Regions from separate parts of the Homo sapiens genome. Here region 2 is linked to region 1. Evidence: chromatin contacts called from ENCODE POLR2A ChIA-PET data. All regions are on one chromosome and are shown on one strand. The core of a region is the stretch at or near the end of the contact, and the rest is flanking DNA. Distances in the headings are between cores, read along the strand shown. Region 1 holds the start of GNA12 (G protein subunit alpha 12). Region 2 holds the start of SP8 (Sp8 transcription factor).

What was found. ChIA-PET counts read pairs that join two places held with the same protein, here RNA polymerase II (POLR2A).
Region 2: POLR2A ChIA-PET joins it to region 1 with 14 read pairs in endothelial cell of umbilical vein. The contact joins the promoter of SP8 here to the promoter of GNA12 in region 1. POLR2A ChIA-PET finds 5 or more read pairs at or near these places in 2 of 52 experiments (BJ and endothelial cell of umbilical vein).

Annotation. Positions count from the first base shown.
Region 1 is chr7:2,842,781-2,849,092 of GRCh38, reverse strand. GNA12 (G protein subunit alpha 12) reads left to right here and starts at 4,785. Exons shown (of 4, transcript NM_007353.3): 1 at 4,785-5,240. The coding sequence starts at 4,932. RefSeq lists enhancers at 4,292-4,421, 4,404-4,698, 4,661-5,478 and silencers at 4,592-4,921, 5,262-5,311.
Region 2 is chr7:20,781,360-20,788,702 of GRCh38, reverse strand. It overlaps SP8 (Sp8 transcription factor), which reads left to right and starts at 1,817. Exons shown (of 2, transcript NM_182700.6): 1 at 1,817-1,925; 2 at 2,908-6,424. The coding sequence starts at 1,905. The coding sequence ends at 4,413. RefSeq lists an enhancer at 4,779-5,439.

The DNA.
Region 1 (6,312 bases), core at 3,536-6,035:
GTGGCTGCTTCCTTTCCTAGAGATTTCAGGTGAGCTTACCGTGTCACATGAAGGTTTCAGGCCCTGCTGTCGGACTCCCCCTTCCTGGCTTCTCCTTAGCTCCAGAGGTGGAACTGAATACAAGTTGGGAGGAACATTCAGTCTATTCCTCCTACTCTCTACCAATTTTTTTTAACAGCTGGTAGACCAAGAAAGCATGTCTGTGGGCCATCTATTTACACATTTTAGTCTTGCATATTCTTTTTAGGAATAATATGTTATTTTGTTTGTTTTTTGAGACAGTCTCGCTCTGTTGCCCAGGCTGGAGTGCAGTGGTGCGATATCAGTTCACTGTAACCCCTGCCTCCTGGATTCAAGCGATTCTCCTGCCTCAGTCTCCCAAGTAGCACGTGCCTCCACACCCAGCTAATTTTTGTATTTTTAGTAGAGAGAAGGTTTCACCATGTTGACCTGGCTGGTCTCAAACTCCAGATCTCAGATGATCTGCCCACCTCGGCCTCCCAAAGTGCTAGGATTACAGGCGTGAGCCACCATGCCTGGCCAGGAATAATATGTTATTGTACTTATATGGATGTACCTTAATTTATTTGACCAGACCACCTCCCAGGTTTTAATTTTTAATATCATACCATACAAGGTATTGTCTTTATAGATTCTTCCCCAGCCTGCCACTATTATTCTAAATTTGCAATACCCGATTCCCAAAGCTCCACGATGATAATAATAACAATATGACCATTTACTGAGGGCCTGTTATGTGCTAAGGTCCAGTTCTAGGACCTTATCTGTATTAACTTATTTAAGGTGTAGTACAGCTTTATTTTCATCCTGATTTTACAGACAAGGAAACTACGTCTCAGAGATACTGTATGACTTGTTGAAGGTCACACAGCTGGTAGGTGATGGAGCCAAACTTCAAAGTTCTCATGTTTTTCTCCATCCTATTATACACAGAGAATGCTGTGTGTCAGACTTCCAGTTCGGGGTTTGCAGTGTACTAACCATACTTCCCTTGCCAGGAGAGCTTAGCCACCTGGATTCAGATACTGGTAAGGCAGTCACCTTTCCCCAGCAGTGTAGAGAGGGCAAATGAGATAATGCACCTGTAAGTACTTCAAAACTTTTAGCATGCCGTACAAACAGAAGGGATAATTAAGAGATTATTGTGGACTATGCAGATAACCTTGTTTATTTAAAGCACCTTAGCCCATTGACACGTGTGGAGATGTCCAGAGACCTGGTCAAATCCTCAAATCGAATATTGCCGACAGCAGAAGAATTTCTCCCATAAAATGCCATAATGTGTCATTTAAAAATGTAAGTAACTCTTGGCCAGGCCCGGTGGCTCACACCTGTAATCCCAGCACTTTGGGAGGGCGAGGCAGGTGGATCACTTGAGGTCAGGAGTTTGAGACCAGCCTGGCCAATGTGATAAAACCCCACCTCTTTTAAAATACAAAAATTGGCCAAGCATGGTGGTGTGTGCGTGTAATCCCAGCTACTCAGGAAGCTGAGGCAGGAGAATAGCTTGGACCTGGGAGGCAGAAGTTGTAGTGAGCCGAGATTGCACCACTGCACTCCAACCTGGGCAACAGAGCTGCATCACAAAAAAAAAAAAAAAAAAAAAAAAAAAGAAAAGTAAATAACTCTTTAAAATGTTTAATGATTACATAAACACAAGGCATAAAGCTATAAAGATTTAAAAAAAATAGAGACAGAGTCTTGTTCTGTTGTTCAGGCTGGTGTGCAGTGGTACAATCATAGCTCACTGCAGCCTCAAACTCCTGGACTCAAGCAACCCTCCCACCTCAGCCTCCCACCATACCTGGCTTATTTATAAGGATTTAAAGTTAGTTGTGAGTGCTGTCTGGAGCACTTGCTGAAACTGTTTTGTGAATCAGTTTTTCTTAATTTCTTAAAACTGAATGAGGAATAAACCCTGTGTGAACTGGATGAGCCAAAAACCTGTTCTGAATTCTAGTCCACTCTTTAGTGATTCAAAATTCCCTATTTCTGTCTCAGAAACATTGCTTTCTTTGGATTCTCCAATTTCTCCTCCCTTCTATTTCAATACTAGTGTTTGGCCTTTTTTTTTTTTTTCTTTTTTTTTTTTCTTTTTGAGACAGAGTCCTGCTCTGTTGCCCAGGCTGGAGTGCAGTGGTGTGATCGCAGCTCACTGCCACTTCAGCCTCCTGGGATCAAGCAATTCTCATGCCTCAGCCTCCTAAGTAACTGGAATTACAGGCGTTCACCACCATGCCTGGCTCATTTTGGTATTTCTAATAGAGATGGAGGTTTCACCATGTTGGCCAGGCTGGTCTCAAACTCCTGGCCTCAAGTGATCTGCCCACCTCAGCCTCACAAAGTGCTGGGATTACAGCCTCACAAAGTGCTGGGATTACATGGTGTGAGCTACCATGCCAGACCTAGTATTTGGCCTTCCCGTTTTTGTTTTTTTTTTTTTGTTTTTTTGAGGCAGAGTTTTGCTCTTGTTGCCCAGGCTGGAGTGCAATGGTGCGATCTCGGCTCACTGCAACCTCCGCCTCCCGGGTTCAATCAATTCTCCTATCTCAGCCTCCCCAGTAGCTGGGATTACAGGCGCCCGCCACCACACCCAACCAAGTTTTGTATTTTTTAGTAGCGACAGGGTTTCGCCATGTTGGCCAGGCTGGTCCTGAACTCCTGACCTTAGATAATCTGCCTGCCTTGGCCTCCCAAAGTGCTGGGATTACAGGCATGAGCCACCGTGCCCAGCCATATTTGGCCTCCTATGGGAGGTCATTTCCACAAACAAGCAAGACTTTCTAATCATTTTCCAAGGATTACAAAATCTTGACTCATAAGTGATACAAATTCATGGCATGATTTGTAGTATTTGTAGCAAGTGACAAATAATACATATTATGTGCATTCAAGGTTGTCAGGGAGTTGGTTTTTGTTTTGTTTTGTTTCTGAAACAGGGTCTTGCTCCGTTGTCCAGGCTGGAGTACAGTGGCACGATCATAGGTCACTGCACCCTTGACCTCCTGGGCTCAAGTGATCCTCCCACCTCAGCATCTCAAACTGCTGGGACTGTAGTTGTGAGTCACCGTGCCCAGCCTTCTGGGGAGTTTAGATCTGTGACTAAGCAAAAAGAACAAATCTGGAGGCATCACTTTACCTGACTTCAAACTATACTATAAGGCTATCGTCACAAAAACAGCATGGTACTAATATAAAAATAGGCACAGAGACCAATGGAACATAATAGAGAACCCAGAAATGAAGCCAAATACTTACAGCCAACTGATCTTCAACAAAGCAAATGAAAACAAAGTGGGGAAAGGACAGCCTATTCAGCAAATGGTGCTGAGATAATTGGCAAGCCACATGTAGAAGAATAAAACTGGATCCTCGTCTCTCACGTTATACAAAAATCAACTCAGGATAGATCAAAGACTTAAATCTACAACCTGAAACCATAAACATTCTAGAAGATAACATCGGAAACATCCTTCTAGACGTTGGCTTAGGCAAAGACTTTGTGACCAAGAACCCAAAAGCAAATGCAACAAAAACAAAGATAAATAGATGGGACTTAATTAAACTAAAAAGCTTCGGCACTGCAAAAGAAATAATCAGCAGAGTTAACAGACACCGCACAGAGATTGGACTTTGGGGACTCAGGGTAAAAGGTGGGGGGTGGCGAGAGATAAAAGACTACACACTGGGCCAGGCGCGGCGGCTCACGCCTTTAATCTTAAGGGATACCTGAGCTCCTTCTAGGAGGTTCTGATTCAGTAGATCTGGGAGAGTCAAGAATCTGTAATCAGCTGATCTCTATCAAGAGCTGATTTTGGGCTAGCTCACGTGCTAAGTGTTTGGTAAGTTCATGTTCTCAGTTTATATCTTCATGACGATTTGAGCAATGTCAAGCCATAACCAATGTCGTCAATGACACCCCCGTTTTACAGATGAGGAAACGGAAGCTAAGAACATCCAAAAGGGTTTGTTGGGGGGGGTGGGGAAAGCTGCTAAAAAAAGTTATGCAACTAGTACACCTAGTAACTGGTCGACTGGAGATTCCAACTCAGGCCCAGCAACTCCAGACCCCACTCTCTCAATCACTGTGAGACATAAGACTTTTGGGGGAGCTTCTGGTGATTTTAGTGATTAGTCAGCTTTTCGCAAAGCCTCCTAGAAGCCCATGCCACTCTCAAAGGGTGCATGTGTTTGAAATTTATGGCCCATCCCCCTCCAGTGTTTCTGGAAGGAAAATAGTGTAGAAACAAGATCATCGGAGGGAATACGACGAGCAGCTGAACCTCTTATCAGCATTTCCCAGCCTTTGGGCTACTCCGCGAGGTCCTGGTCTCACAGGCGGACCCAATCTGGGAACCAAGGGAGAATCTTTCTGTACACCTGGCACTTCTCGTCACGCCCCGTCCCCCGAACACCCAATCCAAAGCCCGTTGGGCACGTCTGATGTCCACTCAGAGCAATTATAATTGGCCATGGCGGACGATCGCTCCGCCTCCCGGGCGACCCCGCCTCCCTTTCATTCTGAAAGAAAGAACCTCAGCCTGGGCGTCCAATGAGAAGCGCCTTCACCTCAAAGATCCCGCCTCTTTCGGCGTCGACCCCGCCCCGAGGCCGGAAGGGATGCCCGCCTCCCTTGGCGAGATGAGCCAATCGAAGGGCTCTCACGGCCAGATGGACGGCAGCCGGCCCAATCCGCCGGGCCTCACGCGGCGCCGCCCGCCCCTCCGCCGGGCCCGAGTGGCGGCCGGGCGACGAGTGCGGGCCTCGGAGCGACTGCAGCGGCGGCGGCGGACGCGGCCTGAGGCGAGCGGCGGGGCGTGGGGCGGTGCCTCGGCCCGGGCTCGCCCTCGCCGGCGGGAGCGTCCATGGCCCCCGGGCGCCGGCGGGGCGCGGCCGCGGCCTGAGGGGCCATGTCCGGGGTGGTGCGGACCCTCAGCCGCTGCCTGCTGCCGGCCGAGGCCGGCGGGGCCCGCGAGCGCAGGGCGGGCAGCGGCGCGCGCGACGCGGAGCGCGAGGCCCGGAGGCGTAGCCGCGACATCGACGCGCTGCTGGCCCGCGAGCGGCGCGCGGTCCGGCGCCTGGTGAAGATCCTGCTGCTGGGCGCGGGCGAGAGCGGCAAGTCCACGTTCCTCAAGCAGATGCGCATCATCCACGGCCGCGAGTTCGACCAGAAGGCGCTGCTGGAGTTCCGCGACACCATCTTCGACAACATCCTCAAGGTGACGCGCGCCCCCCGCCCAGCACCTGCACCCAGGTGGGCCGGGGCGCTAACCCCCGCCCCGGGCCCCTCCGTGGTCCGCCGCCGCGGGCGGGGACCCCTGGGGCGAGGATGCTGGATCCAGCCCCGCCTGCACCCCACTCCCCCCCGACCCATTCCCCGAGGCCTGCTGGCGTCGTCTCTGCCCCACCCCGTCTCGCCCTTTTTGAGATGGGGTCTCGCTGTGTTTCCCAGGCTTGAGTGCAGTGGCGCCCTCACAGCTCACTGCAGCCTCGACCTCCCAGGCTCAAGCCCTACTCCCTCCTTAGCCTCCCGAAGTAGTGGGATTACAGGCGCGCACCACCAGCCCAGCTAATTTTTAAGTTTTTTTTTGTAGAGATGGGGTCTTGCTGTGTTGCCCAGGCTGGTCTCAGTCTCCTGGCCTCAAGTGATCCTCCTGCCTTGGTCTCCCTCAAGTGCTGGGATTATAGGCATGAGTCATGGCGCCCGGTCTGCCTCTGCCCTCTCTAGGGTGCCTGGGGACCGTGGGAGTGGGAACTCGGGCCAGCTTCTGGGGATGGGGAGTGGGGGCTTGGCACTTAGCCCCCTCCTGGATGTGCCCTAGCAGAATGGTATCTGTCCATTTCCCACTGGAAGATTTGTGGGATAGGAGCCCAACCGGCCGTGCCCTCCGGCTGAGCTTAGAAGAAGAGCAGTGGAGACTGGACGGGAACCAGCCATGAGTCTCTTTTTACTTTTCTGTTTTTTTAGAAAGGCTCTCACTCTCTTGCCCAGGCTGGTCTCAAGCCATCCTCCCACCTGGGCCTCCCAAAGTGCTGAGATTACAGGTGTGAGCCACACTTTCTAATACGAAAACTTCAAATGTATACAAAAGTAGAGAAAATAGTAGATTGACTGTAAAGTACCTACAGCCCAACTAAAGCAGTCATCAATTCTGTGCCAATCCTATTCACCTGTGCCCTCCCCATGGTCTCCAAGCAAATCCAACTTTGTGTAGTTGGATTAGGAAACGTTTTAGGATGTATATGAGTGGCTAAAAGATGAGGCCTCCATGTAAAAACACAACCGCAGTA
Region 2 (7,343 bases), core at 568-3,067, about 18 Mb before region 1:
CTCTCACACCACAAACATCAGTTTCAACTCTGCTCAATGAAATTTACACGATACAACTTGACTTCGAAATTTTGTAAACCCTAGGAAGATTTTTTGACATCCCTAGAAGCTGTGAAATCCTTGAGGGGGGTTCAAACACAACAGTAAAATAAAAATGTTTTCCCAGTCAAAACAAAACAGTTCGCCCAGCTAGTCACATTTTAGTTAATTCCATTTTAAAATTAGACTTCTGAGAGCACTTGTAACTGGTTAAAAATATGAACTGTTTTTATAACTTATGAATATTCAATAGGGCTACAAAGACTGGACTTTTTGCTACACTGGTGTTGTGCTTTCTGCGGTTTAAGTTCCCTTGTGGTGGCAGTGAAATTGTAATGGCATTTCTGAAGGCAACTAATAACACAAATGGCAAGCAAATGACTAAACCCCACCGAATTTGAACTAAGTGTATCTATTAACATGCACACACACTCATAGACAGATCTCTGGCCCAATCGCCATTAGACACTGACGCCTGGATAAATGTCCAAGATTTGTCAAAAGCTCCTCTCTATTCTTAGATAAATAGAACCCATATATTTCGATCAAAGTCCTGATTCTTTTCTCAGAAAGAGGCAGTGAGGTTTTCTGTGAAAATTTCTAAATTCCGTAAAACGCTCTTCAATTTCTTACCCAAAGAAAAAACGACCCTCGCTTACTCTCTTCTCTATCTAATCCTTTTGTATTGAAATTTACTCAACACCACGGGACACACACACCTCCTCCCCTAGAGTGAGACGTGCACTTCTAAAGCAGAATTCCACCTCAGGGAAAAAAAAAAAAAAAAAAAAAAAAAAAGCCACGGCATCAAAGAAACAACTCATGGGCGCGCAGGCGCGCATCCACGTCCCAACGCATCCCTAAAAATAACCCTTAGCCTCTCAACCTTTCTACTATTTCGTTGGAGAGCCGGGAAAGAAAAGGTGGGTTTAAAGATCTTCTTCAAAAATGTAGTGACGCTGTTTACCAAGTTAAGAAAAAAAAATCACTCAAGATTTTAGGTACAAGGAGCCAAAGGAAGTTGGCGACAGGGGCAGCGTTTGTGAATATTTATTCACTCAGCCTCCATCAACTTAGTCGGTTTCTCTCTTCAGCTCGACAGTCTCTCTCTTACAAACACACACTTTATTGCATTGTTCCCATTCCCCACTACCAGCTTTGGTGCGCGCACACAACACAAGCGCCCACACACACCCTTCCCTCTTCTCTGTCGCACAAATACACATGTTCACAGCCCTCCTTCTCCCCCAACACCAAACACACTCACCCCCCACCCAGTTGAGTCCCTCTTCCCTCCCTAGGTTTGTCAGTTACACTACCGTACACTCACACCCTTCCCAACACTTAACTGCTCTGTCCCTCTACCCCGCTTTGTCGCACACGCAGTTATCTTATCACACAACCCTCCCTTTTCTGCACTCTCTCCACTCCCCGCCTTTACCACACTGTCACTGTTACGGTGTCACACCCCCATCCCCCCTCCCTCCAGTCTCCGCACTGTCCTCTCCTACGCCTGGTCACACTCGCACACAGTTACATTGTTACACACACACTCATACACGCGAGCGCGCGCTTTGCGCTTTGTAACACACGCAGCCGCCCCCGCCCCCTCCGCTCCCACTCCCCCTTCCACCACGGCGGCAGGCGGCGGCGCCGATGACCTCACGGCGCGCGCGCCGCGCGGCCCGGCGAGGCCGCAGATTGGCTGGCCGCGCCTCCGCGGCACTTCAAAGCCGGAGAGGGAGCTACAATTGTGGTGGAATGGGCGGAACTGATCATTGTATTGCACACCTCTAAAAAAAACACTGCCTCTGATTTATCAATATAAAAAAGATCCTCTGAGAGGAGGAGGGCACTTTTGTGTGATGGCAACTTCACTTCTAGGGGTGAGTCTCAGGATTTTCTCTTGCTGGTTTAATTAGTTTCCTTTTATTGCCGATTGGAGGGGGTTAAAGTCGCCCCGGCCAGGCCACGGGCTATCAGTCTCTCTATTGAGAGCTTTTTTTTTTTTTCTTTAAATACAAGTGAGTTTGGAGAAAAGAAAAAGGGGGAGAAGGGGGCAGAGTCACTTTTTTTCAGCGCAGGAAAAGGTTCGAAGGGCATTTAGACAAGCCACCGCGCAGCGCCTCGCTGCTCCCTGCCCGGGAGACCTGCGTCCAGCCCATTTTACAGGCACCGATTTCGGGGGTAAAGAGAGCAAGTTTTTCCTTCTGGGCAAAGTGCAGATTCTTCCCCTAACCCTTAAAAAAAAATTCTGCAGCCCGCCTTGTCTCGCAGGTACGTTGAACTCGTCTCGTTTTTACTACTGTAGATATGCTTTTAAAAAAAGAAAGAAAGAAAAGCAGGAAGAAAGAGTGAGCCCTACAGTTTGATTTCTTTTGGCCTGGGAGAAACAACCCAGGATGGGTTTCTGGGGACCCGAACAGGTTTTTCAAAGCTCTCCGGATTACAGGGAAGCGCTCTTAAAAGCAATCCAATGGTTTTCCCCCAGGCTTCTCGGCAAAGAAAACTTCCTTCCTCTCCAATCTGGACTTTTTGCTTGTTTGTTACGAAGTGTCTGGGGCTTTGTGTGCAAGAGAGTGTTGTTTTAGGTGAGAATACTTGTCAAACTCTTCTTTAGCGTGGTGCTTGCTCCCGAATCAGACGCCGGCAGCCAAACTTGTCCCCTCCTGTAGAGTAGGAAGCGGCCGGGCGCCGGGGCTGTTGGGGGTGCCAGGTGAGTTGGTGGCGGCGCGCCGCAGCGAGAGATGGGGTGCAGTGGGGCGCTTTGGAGGCTACCGAAGGACTGATGCACATTTCTTCCTTTCCTCCCCCACCGGCCCTTTGCCCACCTCCCCTCCCCCACTCCTTCTCCTCTCCTCCTCGCAGGAAGAACCGAGGTTGGGATCGACTCCTCTGGCCATGCTTGCCGCTACCTGTAATAAGATAGGCAGCCCCAGCCCGTCTCCCTCCTCCCTCTCGGACAGCTCTTCTTCCTTCGGCAAAGGCTTCCACCCCTGGAAACGCTCCTCGTCCTCTTCTTCCGCCAGCTGCAACGTAGTGGGTTCCAGTCTCTCAAGCTTCGGCGTGTCCGGGGCCTCCAGGAACGGCGGCTCGTCCTCGGCGGCTGCGGCGGCCGCGGCAGCAGCCGCGGCTGCCGCGGCCCTGGTGTCCGACTCGTTCAGCTGCGGCGGCTCGCCTGGCTCCAGCGCCTTCTCCCTCACCTCCAGCAGCGCCGCAGCCGCCGCCGCCGCCGCCGCAGCCGCCGCCTCCAGCTCGCCCTTCGCCAACGACTACTCTGTTTTCCAGGCCCCCGGAGTTTCCGGGGGCAGCGGCGGCGGCGGCGGGGGCGGCGGCGGCGGCTCCTCCGCGCACTCGCAGGACGGCTCCCACCAGCCGGTGTTCATCTCCAAGGTGCACACCTCTGTGGACGGGCTGCAGGGCATCTACCCGCGGGTGGGCATGGCGCACCCGTACGAGTCGTGGTTTAAGCCCTCGCACCCGGGCCTGGGTGCTGCGGGCGAGGTGGGCTCGGCCGGCGCCTCCAGCTGGTGGGACGTGGGGGCCGGCTGGATCGACGTGCAGAACCCGAACAGCGCGGCTGCGCTGCCCGGCTCGCTGCACCCTGCCGCCGGGGGGCTCCAAACCTCGCTGCACTCGCCGCTCGGAGGCTACAACTCGGATTACTCGGGCCTGAGTCACTCGGCCTTCAGCAGCGGCGCCTCCTCGCACCTGCTCAGCCCCGCCGGGCAGCACCTCATGGACGGCTTCAAGCCAGTGCTACCCGGCTCCTACCCGGACTCGGCCCCGTCGCCGCTGGCCGGCGCGGGGGGCTCCATGTTGAGCGCTGGGCCTTCGGCGCCGCTGGGGGGCTCCCCGCGCTCCTCAGCTCGCCGCTACTCCGGCCGCGCCACCTGCGACTGCCCCAACTGCCAGGAGGCAGAGCGGCTGGGCCCTGCCGGGGCGAGCTTGCGGCGCAAGGGCCTGCACAGCTGCCACATCCCGGGCTGCGGCAAGGTGTACGGCAAGACTTCGCACCTCAAGGCGCACCTGCGCTGGCACACGGGCGAGCGGCCCTTCGTGTGCAACTGGCTTTTCTGCGGCAAGCGCTTCACGCGCTCCGACGAGCTGCAGCGGCACCTGCGGACCCACACCGGCGAGAAGCGCTTCGCCTGTCCAGTTTGCAACAAGCGCTTCATGCGCAGCGACCACCTCAGCAAGCACGTGAAGACGCACAGTGGCGGCGGCGGCGGCGGCGGCTCGGCGGGCTCGGGCAGCGGCGGCAAGAAGGGCAGCGACACCGACAGCGAGCACAGCGCCGCGGGCAGCCCGCCCTGCCACTCCCCAGAGCTGCTGCAGCCCCCCGAGCCCGGGCACCGCAACGGCCTAGAGTGACGCCCACCCTGCGCCCGCCCCTCTCCCCGACCTCCTCCCACCAAGTCCTCTTGGGCCCTGTCTGTCCGGACTTCAACTCCAGCCTTTCCCTATTGCATCCGACTCGCTCTCTGTCTCTTTCTGTTTCTGCCCCTCTTCCTTCTTCCTTCTGTGACTTAACTTTGTAAAGGGGATATGGACAAGTAAGTAACACGCATCGCTGTCCCGGGCCCTGGCTTTCCCTTTCCACGGGTAACGCTGCCTGAACCCGTTGCAGCCGGAACCCGCGCCTCGTCGGGCCTTTATTTCTCGTTCTCTCTTCCTTGTCCTCCCCTCCTCCACCCCCCAGGTTGTGAAGGGCGTAACTTTTAGAGGGAACGGCCACTGGAGGTAGAGCTGGACTAATCCAGTGCCTGGTAGACAGCGGGCCTCGCGCGGGCAGGAGCGGCTCGGCTGACAAGCCTGAGCGGAGCGGTGGAGAGGGAGAGGCTGGAGGCCTGGGCAGAACAGCGCCGCCCGGGCAGACGGCTGCTTGGTTCCAGAGCCGCTGTACTGAGCACCTCGGCTTCGGAGCACCCTGCCAGGCCCCTGGGCATCGCCGGACGTCCTACTCAGGCTGTCGGGGCTTGGTGGGGGTGACTTTTGGCAGCCCGAGACCCAGAGTTTGTAGAGTTTAGATCTCCCAATGTCAGTCTGCCTCTTTTTCTTTGTTCCCTGAGGTGGAACCGATGCAAGTTTCAGCAAAGGGCAGTCTTGTCGAATCGCTGCAGCAGCTTTCTTTCATCTTTATAGCATATATTTTATTTTTAAAAAAACTAGGGGGAAAATAGCAACCTTCCATTTGGTTTCCCTTCTATAATAGTTTTTTCCTCTAACGGGGAGCAATCTTTCTCTCGAAACTGCTAATATTGATCCCAAAGTTACTTTGACTGCATTAACTTAACTTACGGGGTGGGGGCGGGGGTGAGGGTAGGTGCTTTTTTCTTATGCAAAAATACTCCTTTCCGGTGAGACCAGATTAACTATCTCCATGTTTGTCCTTTTCTACCTCGTTTTTTCACCACTCCCAAACATAACCTCCCAATCTTTTTTGTTAGTCCGGCCGTCAATTGTATAGTACCAATTTCGTAAATTCTCTCAATTCATGAAGATCGTAGGGTTAAACTTTTTTGTGTGTGATTTAAACTTACAAACAAGTGAAGAAGCTATCGTTTATTTCAGACGAGGCTGTAGTTTAAATACCAAAAGAGGGAAAATAAAAAAGAACCTTTGTAAAATATATCTGAACCTAATGGTTTGTACAACTGGAGAATCGTTCTAGATTAGTTACCAATTAAATATAACTCCGCCAGTGTAAGGGTGTGAGGTGCAGTTGTCCAGGAGACGATTTTGTATAGTATTTTTCTTGTACATTACTTCCAGTAAATATTTGAAAATATATTGAAGTAAACTTGATTTTTTTTTTTTGTCACAAGAAAATATTAAGAGTTATTGTTGCAGTTCTGATGAGCTGCAGGTTTTTTGAACTCACTTCTGGAGGTGCAGAGCCACAAACGCACTTTCGGGGCCTAGTTTTGCTCGAATATGAATTTAGATAGGTATCAAGCTGTAACTAAGACAATATTTGATAAATGTTGGATGACATTTAATTTAATGGAGCATGTACTTATTTGCATTTGCTGGCAGTTCAGGCATAGTTAAAGTGAGAGTTCTCCTATATTTCATAATAAGTGGTCTGCCAAAACCCATGTATTAAATAAATTGTCCAAGTGAAACTCGACTAACTTTGGCCTTTGTGTATTTCCTGAAGGTAATATTGTTAACTGTTAATAAATACTTCTGACACTACATTTAAATGTTTGCAGATTCTGCAAACTAATTGCTCATTGTAATGTTGAAATAATTTGGATATTTCACATTGAAATGAAAAGCCTTTCTCTGGAGCATTTTAGATTTGCATTTTAAATGCATGAAATGTAATTGATTTATTTGTAATATTTTAAATGGTATAATAAACTCAGATAAAAGACTAGGCCAGTTAATTTGTATTTTTTCCCCTTTTTAAACTATGGACGTGCATTTTATCTTCAGTTAATTGTCTAATTTAAACAAAATATATCCTTGTTTGTGGTAATATTTAAATAATTACCTTTAAGATGTTAGATGGAAAGATCTATTTGGCAAAGCTGTGTTTTCTCTGTTTACCAAGATAAAGATTATAGTGTCTAAGGAATGTAATTGATTATTTACCAGTAGATTTAGCTCATAGCATCAGGATTTACTGACCTCTTAAAATTTGTACTAAGTCACAATTCAAAGAAATTTCACCATTCTCTTTCCTTCTCAGTCTCCAGAAGGAGTCAGGTTGTTGGCCATTGATTGCATTAGTATTTAAAAGGCCAAGCCTTACATTGGAAGATCAATACATCTAAAATAAAAACATGGGTTTGGGGATAACTTTTGTTGTTAGGAGGTGGAGGAGGTCAAGCTAACAAAAGCTTGTTTTTGGCATTCCAAGTCTTAGCTAAAGATTATGTAGAGGTAAATATCAGTAGTAGATTCCTGTTGAAATGAGTTATCTGTTCTTTTAAAGTCTCTAAACAGCCACCAAAGAAAAGGAAGGTTAAACCTTAATCTATTTACTAGGCTATTGTTCATAGGTGTCAATGATGCCAATAAAAAATACTGTCTTGTTATGTCTAAGTGCATTTAGCAATGGGTGTTCCTGAGCCATACTTTGAAACATAAAATACTCTAAATGTTGATTGATGTTATATCACTATTTCACTATTAGATTAATATTATTATTTTGAATCAAATTGAATAAAAAGTTAGTGTGTTTGGATTCTTACAAGTTTAGCTTCTTTATTTCTGTTTGCAATCTCCCCACCCTAAGTATAGTCTTGGTATACATCTTGAACTGAAAAATTTTCCATTGAAATCTATATATG